3 separate regions of the Homo sapiens genome follow, and all the other regions are linked to region 1. The links are chromatin contacts, found by Hi-C in ENCODE. All regions are on one chromosome and are shown on one strand. The core of a region is the stretch at or near the end of the contact, and the rest is flanking DNA. Distances in the headings are between cores, read along the strand shown. Region 1 holds the start of LSP1 (lymphocyte specific protein 1). Region 2 has its middle 35 kb from the start of MOB2. Region 3 holds the start of BRSK2 (BR serine/threonine kinase 2).

What was found. A loop is a pair of places that touch in the nucleus more often than their neighbours do. Pooled maps may share reads with other maps.
Region 2: a loop to region 1 is called in a map of OCI-LY7, with 5 times the contacts of the local background. The contact joins the enhancer-like site here to the promoter of LSP1 in region 1. A Hi-C loop is called at or near these places in 1 of 168 maps with a recorded cell type or tissue (OCI-LY7), 10 of 37 single-sample maps with no recorded cell type and 6 of 50 pooled maps.
Region 3: a loop to region 1 is called in a pooled map, with 5 times the contacts of the local background. The contact joins the promoter of BRSK2 here to the promoter of LSP1 in region 1. A Hi-C loop is called at or near these places in 2 of 37 single-sample maps with no recorded cell type and 6 of 50 pooled maps.

The regions. Positions count from the first base shown.
Region 1 is chr11:1,851,834-1,854,533 of GRCh38, forward strand. LSP1 (lymphocyte specific protein 1) reads left to right here and starts at 1,251. Exons shown (of 11, transcript NM_002339.3): 1 at 1,251-1,364. The coding sequence starts at 1,312. RefSeq lists enhancers at 1-31, 1,023-1,342.
Region 2 is chr11:1,520,134-1,522,833 of GRCh38, forward strand. No RefSeq gene overlaps it. Among named protein-coding and RNA genes, the nearest start is that of MOB2, 35 kb to the left of the region's middle. RefSeq lists enhancers at 1-387, 388-888, 1,826-2,075. Within about 2 kb of position 1,383, at least 4 of the 41 ENCODE cell types and tissues checked have a DNase peak (open chromatin) inside an H3K27ac peak, as active enhancers do; they include OCI-LY7, where a contact is called at or near this core.
Region 3 is chr11:1,388,519-1,391,218 of GRCh38, forward strand. BRSK2 (BR serine/threonine kinase 2) reads left to right here and starts at 1,416. Exons shown (of 20, transcript NM_001256627.2): 1 at 1,416-1,857. The coding sequence starts at 1,767. RefSeq lists a silencer at 813-1,182.

The sequences.
Region 1 (2,700 bases), core at 1-2,500:
TGATCTGGTTTTAGCCCTGCCCATCGTCTGGGCCACGGATCCCTCTGGTGCCTCCACTCGTGGGGCTCTGAAAGCCTCTGCTGGTCTTTGTGGTGTGTTTGGTGGGTGGGGGGCTCGCTGAGTCCCAAGGAGGCGGCCTCCGGTTCGGCCCCACCCTGATGGGTCAACACTCTGGGCCCAGGGCCCTCCCAACCCCTGGCCTCTCTCCAGCCCCTCTTTGCCTTGGGACCCCCTGTAAGTCCTTGCTGGTTGGATTTCTCAGGCCCAGCCGCTGGCCAGGGCTCCCTTCTCCCATTCTCCTGCGCTGAGGTTTCCAGCAGGGAAGCCTTCGCCACCTCTGTGGCTGCCCTACTCTGGCCCAGCTTAAGTCCTCCCCTGCCTCAGCTTTTGGGGTCTGGCTCCTGCAGTCATGCATCCCTCCTCCTGACCCTGGAGCCACTGCGTGGTCACTCCCAGAAGCTGGGGACAGTGAGGGCTGGAAACAGCCTCCATCCCTCCCCTCGGGCTGGCCTATGCCTCTTGGGAGGGTCCCTGAGGCACTGCCTTTAGAGCCTGGGGACACGAACCACTCGGTGGTCAACTCCAGCGACCAGAGCACGGAGAGCAAGGGGCAGCGGGGGGACGAGGCGGATGCCCGACAGCTCGGCATCAGCAAGGCAGTCCAAGACAGAACAAGGCACCCGACGGGTAGAACGCAGGGGCATCCCGGGCACAGCCCCCAAAGCCACCTGGGACCCACAGCTGTTTGATGTGCTCAAGGCTATGACCCCAGGCTTCGAGAAAAGACTCCACCAAGTTCCATGAGCACCTGTAGGAGAGCCGGCCTCTGGGTAGATTTCACCCAAAGAAGCTAAAACGCTCACGTGGTGCTTATGGGATCACAGACGTGTTTGTCCCTGATGCTGCAGGAGAACTGGCCACTCACAGGTGGACCTGATGGCCAGAGCTACTAGCGGGGACCAGGGGTAACATGGGTCCCCCTCCCCGAGCCATGAAGAGCTGCCTGCGGCCATCTTGGCCCTCGCACCCCGTCTCTGTCACCCCAGGCCCCTGTAACTTGCTTAACGCTTCCTGAGGGGTGGTTTGGGTTTTTTTTTTTTTCTTCCTCTCCTCTTGTAGCAACAGATTAAAAAACAACACCCTGACCCAAGCCGAGACAGGTTCCAAACCTCAACCTGCAGCCGGAAGGGGGAAGTGAAACTCGGCTGGGGGTGGGGGCTCAGAAGCCGCCCCAGAAAGCACTGAAAGCCACAGCACGTACACCCACTCCAGGGATCTGCCAGCACCCTGTGGGGCCCAGACTACAGGCTGATGGCGGAGGCTTCGAGTGACCCGGGTGCCGAGGAGCGGGAAGAGTTGCTGGGGTAAGGGTCTGCGGCGACGCCCGGCGCCCTGTGCCGTGTCCACGGGTGCATAGTCCTTGAGCTGCATGGAGGGTGGAGAACTGAGGTGCCTGATGGGGAATCTGGGGCCCCCAATGGGAGAACTTGGATGTCCGATGGGGAAACTGGGGACCCACAGACAGGTGGCAGGAAGTCTTGCTGGGACCCCCCTCTCACAACAAGGGTGGAGGTCTCTTCCGCCTGCCTCTGTGCCCTGGACTCACTGGGGGAGGCGCGTGGGATCCTAAGCCCATGGTGGATGCCTGAAGCGAGGAGACCCCAAGACGTGTCCTGGACTGCCAGGGAGGAGCTGGGGACTGTGGGCCCTGTTAGCTTGGGAAGAGGCAAGGTGGGGGCTGGGGAGCAGCTGTTCTGGGATGGGTGGAACTGGCCCGGGCCTGGCCACCTGCCCACAGGACTATCTGAGAGGGGCTATCCTGCCTTGAGGGTCTGGAGGCCGCCAGGCTTGGGGCCCAGCAGGCCTCAGGGCAGGGCACCCAAAGCTGCCCTTGACCTGCGGTAAAGGACAAGGCCAAGGATTCTGGCAGGTGCCTGTGCTGGGTGCCAGGCACCGTGTGTTGGTTGGAGTGGGGACATGAGGGGGCATGGCAGAGGTTGTGTGTAGGACTGCCAGAGCTGGGCAGAAAAACCCCGCTGCCAAAGGCCTCCTAGCGGGCAGCTGTACTCTGTGGTACCAATGGGCATCCAGCCCTGTGCTGGGGTGGGTGGAGAGGGCTAGCGGCTTAGTAACTGGGCTCCCTGGCAGAGGGGAGCTGCCGGCCAGCAGGCATCCAGGCATCACAGCTGAGCCTCGCCAGGGGAACCCGAGTTGCCCCCGGTGCAGGTCCCAGAAGAGATGGGAGGGCTCAGGGCGTGCGGTGCAGGGACAGGTAGGGCTTTGAGGGGCAGAGGGGCGACGTGCTAATGGTCAGGGGATGGGGATCCGGTGCTGGGGATAGAGGCCGGCCTAGGAGCAGGTCAGCGGGGGCTGTGGCCTGGTGTGCGGAAGGGAAGGCGCTGGGGCCCAGGTTGCAGAAAGAGTGTGATGCCCGCAGCCACACAGGACGGACCTGAGAGGAGGCCCAGGGTGACGCTCACATACCCCAAAACTGCAGCCAGGGCTGCTACCAGTCTCTGCCTTGGTGCTGACAGCAGAGGGTCCCGGTCTACCCGACCCGGGGCGGTGCAGGGACCACCTCCCGGCCTTCACACAAAGCTCCTGTGCTGTTGGTGGCTGCAGTCACTGTCCTGTGTCTGTGTCCTTGGTGGCCGTCACATTGCTGTGGGTCTGGTATGTGTGAGGGGTCTGCATCTCTGA
Region 2 (2,700 bases), core at 133-2,632, 330 kb before region 1:
ACTCAGGAGGCTGAGGCAGGAGGATCTGTTAAACCCAGGAGGTCAAGGCAGCAGTGAGCTGTGATTGCACCACCGCACTCCAGCCTGGTCTCTAAACAAAAAATAAAAACCAAAACAAAAAAACTATTTCGGTAAGAAATCTAGGCTGTAACAAGGCCATGTGGGGACTGCCCACTGTTTCTGCAGCTCACTCTGCGGGCCCGGGGTCAGATCCCCAGTTTCTCAGGGTCGTGTTCTGTTCCCTTTGCTCATCTCTCCTCCAGTCCCCAGGGAAGGGCTTGGTCTCCACGGCGTCAGGAACTAGACTGTGAACTTGCACGTCAATACTGAGAGTGGGGCTTCCAGAGAGCAGCCGTGCTTGCTGCCCTGCCCCTCTCAGGCTGCAGCCCAGGGAGATGCCACTGAGACGCTGGCCATCGGGCTGGCCACCCCCGGGCTCCCTCCATCCTCACGGTCCTGCTCTGTGCTGGCAGTTTCCACTGAAGTCCCCCTCCCAGTATGCAGCAAGCCTGATCTGCTATCACTCGCTCACACCATGCCTCCGTGTCTCCCCCACATCTCACATGAAGTAACTTCTGAGCCTGTTTCAAAGTTTATCCTGAACAGGGCGGGCAGTCTGGCCCCTTCACCATCTCTTTCTGTGTGGGTGCACCGAGGTGTCTCCCTGCAGAAGTGCATTCTATCCTATGCTGGGGTAAAGATGCAAGTCACTCTCAAACTGCTGAGAAAAGACCCACGTGCAGGTACTGAGAGAGAGAAAACGGCAAGGCAGATGTGGCAGAAACGCTGACACTGGCCAATCTGGGAGAAGGTATGCAGGAATTATTCACACTACTTTGGCAACTTCTAACTTTGAAATTATGTAAAAATTTAAAAATATAAACGTCAGAAGCAGCTGGGGCCAGGAGGTGGCAGATACCCTCGAGGGAGCAGCAGTGCATCTGACAGCCGCTTCTCCACAGCAACGCCGGAAGCCGGAGGTCGGCGGCCTCACGTCGAAAGAGGGCTGAAAGCAAGCCAACCAAGAACACGACACACAGCGAAAAGCTCTGCCAAGAATGAAGGACAACTGAAGGCATTTTCAGACAGAGACTGAGAGGGCGCCCCCAGCAGAGTCACCTGAAAGAAAATCCAAGAAAGCTCAAGGCTGCAGCACAAGCAGAGGAAAACTGGTCACAGACGCAAAAGGACAAACCCAGAAGGACAAAGGAGGAAGGAGAGGGTACAGCCAAAGAGATGGAGCACAAAACCAGCCAACCTAAATAAATACCAGCGTACAAGTAGCATGTGGGGGTCCGAAGTGTACAGAATTTAAAACACAGCAGTAGCATGTGGGGGTCCGAAGTGTACAGAATTTAAAACACAGCAAGTGCTCACAACTCAAGAGGGGAAGTACCCAGAAGCGGTCTAGTATCTTGGGTACTTCGGGGAGGCGGATAAAGCTGTTAATCAACATCAGACCCTGGAGGTTTAGCGTGTGCTGTAAGAAAACCACTAAAGGAGGGTGTGCACGGTGGCTCACAGTGTAATCCCAGCACTTTGGAAGGTGAAGGTGGGTGGATGGCTTGAGGCCAGGAGTCTGAGACCATCCTGGACAACACAGTGAGACCCTGCTTCTACAAAAAATCAAATAAAATAAAGTACCTAACTTCCAAGGCAATTTGAAAGAAGGATAATTAAAAAATAAAAAGAAGAAATTCAAACAAAGCATGGGAAGATGAAAAGCACAAGATGGGAGTTCCACACAGCAGCGAGCACACCAGGTGGAAAGGGTTAGCAAGGCGCCCTGACACCCGCTCTAGTGGCGCGGTGCTCACTAGACACCCGCTGTCACGTGCAGTGCGTCTAAGGCTTGGGGTTTTCCCGGGCTCACCCCAGGGGAGACGTGGTCAAGGGCTCTTTCCCAGGGCTCGGGGCCGTTTGCACGTCCTTCTTCATGAGGCATCTGTTCAAGCCTCTGCCCATCTTCTACGGGACGAGCTGTTTCTTGTTCTTTGTTGGAGCCCGTGGGGAAGTCTGGATCTGAGCTCCGGTAAGTTCTAGGTATGGTAAATTCCCCCTGCAAAAGTTGCTTTCTTTTTTTTTTGAAACAGAGTCCTGCTCTGTGGCCCAGGCTGGAGTACAGTGGTGAGATCATGGCTCACCGCAGCCCCGACCTCCTGGGCTCAAGGGATCCTCCCACCTCAGTCCCCCTGAGTAGCGGATGCCACCACGTCCAGTTAATTTATTTTTATTTATTTATTTATTTATGAGGTCTCACTATGTTGCCCAGCCTGGTCCTGAACTCCTGGGCTCAAGCAGTCCTCCAGCCTCGGCCCCTCAAAGTGCAGGGATTATAGGTGTGAGCCACGGTCCCCGGCCAGCCTTTTCAGTTTTTGAGGAATATCTTTGATAAACAGAGCTGCTTAATTTTAATGTAAACCAAATTATCTATCTTTTCCTTTATGATGAGTACTTTTTAGTCCTGTTTAAAAAAACTTTTCTTAACCCATGGGTCAAGAATAGCATCTTCTATAACAGTGCTGTTCAAGAGAAATATAACACAAGCCATAATCTGAGCCATGGATATAATTTTAAATGTTCTAATGGCCCCATTGAAAAGTAAAAGAAACAGCCAAGATTAATTTTATTTAACCCAACAGATGTAAAATATTTTCGACTTACAATCAATACAGAAAATACAAGGTGCCACTGTATTTT
Region 3 (2,700 bases), core at 166-2,665, 460 kb before region 1:
AATACAGACAGCCCAAAGAGCAGGAGGGCGCACTGGGAAGACCCCGCAGTTTCCTGAGCTCATACGGGCTTACCAGCGTGGGGAGCGGACCACGGTCAGCAGCAGTGTGTGGCAGAGCCCGCAGGGGAAACGTTGCCCGCAGACCATACACGGGCAAGATCTGGGACCCCCACTTCTGCAGCGTTCCGGGTCTCCCTCACCTCTCCCCTCCCACCACCTTCTGCAGCACGGGCTTAAGGAAATACCAGTGTTTTTCTGCAAAGAAACAGAGGGTCCGTCCAGGTCTGGCTGCCTCTTCGGCTGCCTGTGTTTAGACCTCCAAAGGCTGCTCCCGGCAACCCCTGCCCAGCTGCTCAACCTGAAAGAGGGGTCGGTAGCAAGGGCCGGGAGGCGCCAGGGCGCTGCGGCCGGATCCCAGGTGAGTTCCTTGACTCCGCGCCGCGCAGGTCACTGTGGCATAACTGGGAAAACCGCCGCTTCTCCCTCGGGAGCGGAGGCGGAGGGCCACGTCCTCCCTGGGGGTGCACAATCTCTGCTTGGACAACGCCCGCGTGCAGTAGCCCCACAGACTCCCATGCAGCCCCCCCGCCACGTGTGCCGCATCCGCGCCCTGCATGCAACACCCGCCCCCTCCAGCGCAGCATGCCCCTCGCTGGCGTGCAGCACCCCCCATGTGTGCAGCACCCCTGCCCCGAATACAGCACCTCTCCCCAGTACAGCACTCCCGCCCCGCATGCAACACTCGCCCCCCTCCAGGGCAGCATCCCCATCCCCCGCGCGTGCAGCACCCCCTCGAGGGGCGGGAAACTCTTTGGGACACCCGGGGTCACGCCCTGCAGGGTAAAACCCCCGTCCAGGGCAGCCATCTGCACCCCCTCGCCATGGGCCCACTGCCTGCTCCGTCCCGGGATGCGCCTTAATGGCGGGTCGGGCGGCAGCGGGAGCTCTGCTGCCTGGTGGGACCGGACGTGGCAGCCGGCGGGCTGGAGGCTCCCAGGTCCCGGCCTCGCCCTGGCCTCGCCTCGCCCCCTAGAGTCTCCCCGAGCGCTCGTAGCGGCGGGGCGGGGTGGGGAGGCGCTGATTGGCCGGCGCGGGCACCGCTTGCCGCCGCCACGGCATCCCGCTGCGTTCGTACAGGCTCGTGTCGACTCGGCTCCGTTGCGCGGCCCGGCTCGGCTCCCCTCAGCTGCGCTCGACTCCGCTGTTCGGCTCGGCTGTTCGGCTTGGCTACAGGGCTCGGCTGTTCGGCTTGGCTACATGGCTCGGCTGCGCGGCTCGGCTCTGTTCGGCTCGGCTCGGCTGCTGGGCTCGGCTGTTCGGCTCAGCTGCGCGGCTCGGCTCGTCTCGGCTCTGTTCGGCTCGGCTCGGCTGCTGGGCTCGGCTGTTCGGCTCAGCTGCACGGCTCGGCTCGGCTCGGCTCGGCTCGGCTGCGCGGCCGCTGACGGGCGTGCGCTGGGGGCGCGGGGCGCGGGGCGCGGGCCTCGGCGGCGGCGGCGGCGGCGGCGGCGGAAGCCAGGTGCCCCCGCCCGCCCTGTCCTCTCGACGAGGCGGAGGCGTCGCCGCGGGCCAGGCCTCGGACTGCCGCGTCGGAGTGGACGCGGGGGGCGGCGGCGCGGGCGGACGCGGGCGGCGCGAAGCAGCGGGGCCCGCGGGGGCGCCCCGGCCGGGTCGGCGCGGACGGCACTCGGCGGACGCGGGCGGACGCTGGGCGGCCCCTCCCTGCCCGCGCGCCCGGGCGCCCCTGGCCGGCGCCGGGCCCCAGAGCGATGACATCGACGGGGAAGGACGGCGGCGCGCAGCACGCGCAGTATGTTGGGCCCTACCGGCTGGAGAAGACGCTGGGCAAGGGGCAGACAGGTGCGTGCGGCCGGGGCGGGGACCGGGGCCGGGGAGGCCGCGCTGGCAGCGCGCTGGGTGGGGGGCGCCCGAGGGAGGCCCCGGCCGCGAAGCCGCAGGCCCGGCCCGGGCCCCGGCCGCGAACAATGGGCGGCCCGTGCGCCCCCGTCCGCTCGTGCGCCCCGGTTCCGCCGCGGATCCCGCAGGCCGCTTGGCTGCGGTCGGCCGGGCGCGGCCCAAGGACACGCGGCGCGGCGCGGGGCGCGCAGGCGGACAGGGGCGCACGGGACGGCGCCCCTCGGGCCCCGCTGCAGGTGCGCGGCCCGGGCCGCATTGTGCGCCCCAGCGACCGGGCCCATTGTGCCGCGGGAGGAGGGGGCCGCGCGGGCGCCCATCTGCCGTCTGCCGCGGCCGCGCTAATAGGCGTGCTGCCCGAGCAGCTGCGCCCCCGGCGGGACTCCCACCTCCGCGCGCCGGCCACCGGGGCCTCCGGGCAGGCCCGATCTCCCTCCGCGGTGGGGGCGGGAGAGTGCGGGGACCTGCAGAGGGCTGGACAGCGCCTTGCGCTGCTCCGGCTCGGGCTCGGGCGGGCGGAGCGTCTGTGACCTGCATTCCCACGGGGCAGGGAGAGGCCATTGGTGCTGGGACCAGAAGTGCGTGGGACCTGACCCGTGGAGCAGCCCCGCGGCCTGCCGGTGGAGGGGGCTTCCCGGTGGGGCCTGGCTGTCATTCTAGGGAACAGGCCGGGTCCCTGCGGGGCCGAACCCAGGCCAGAGGCAACCCAGCTACCCTCGCATGTGGCCAACTCTCCCCGGCCCGCTGGGTTTGGCTAGCCCTTCATCTGGTCAGGCACATTCACAGAGT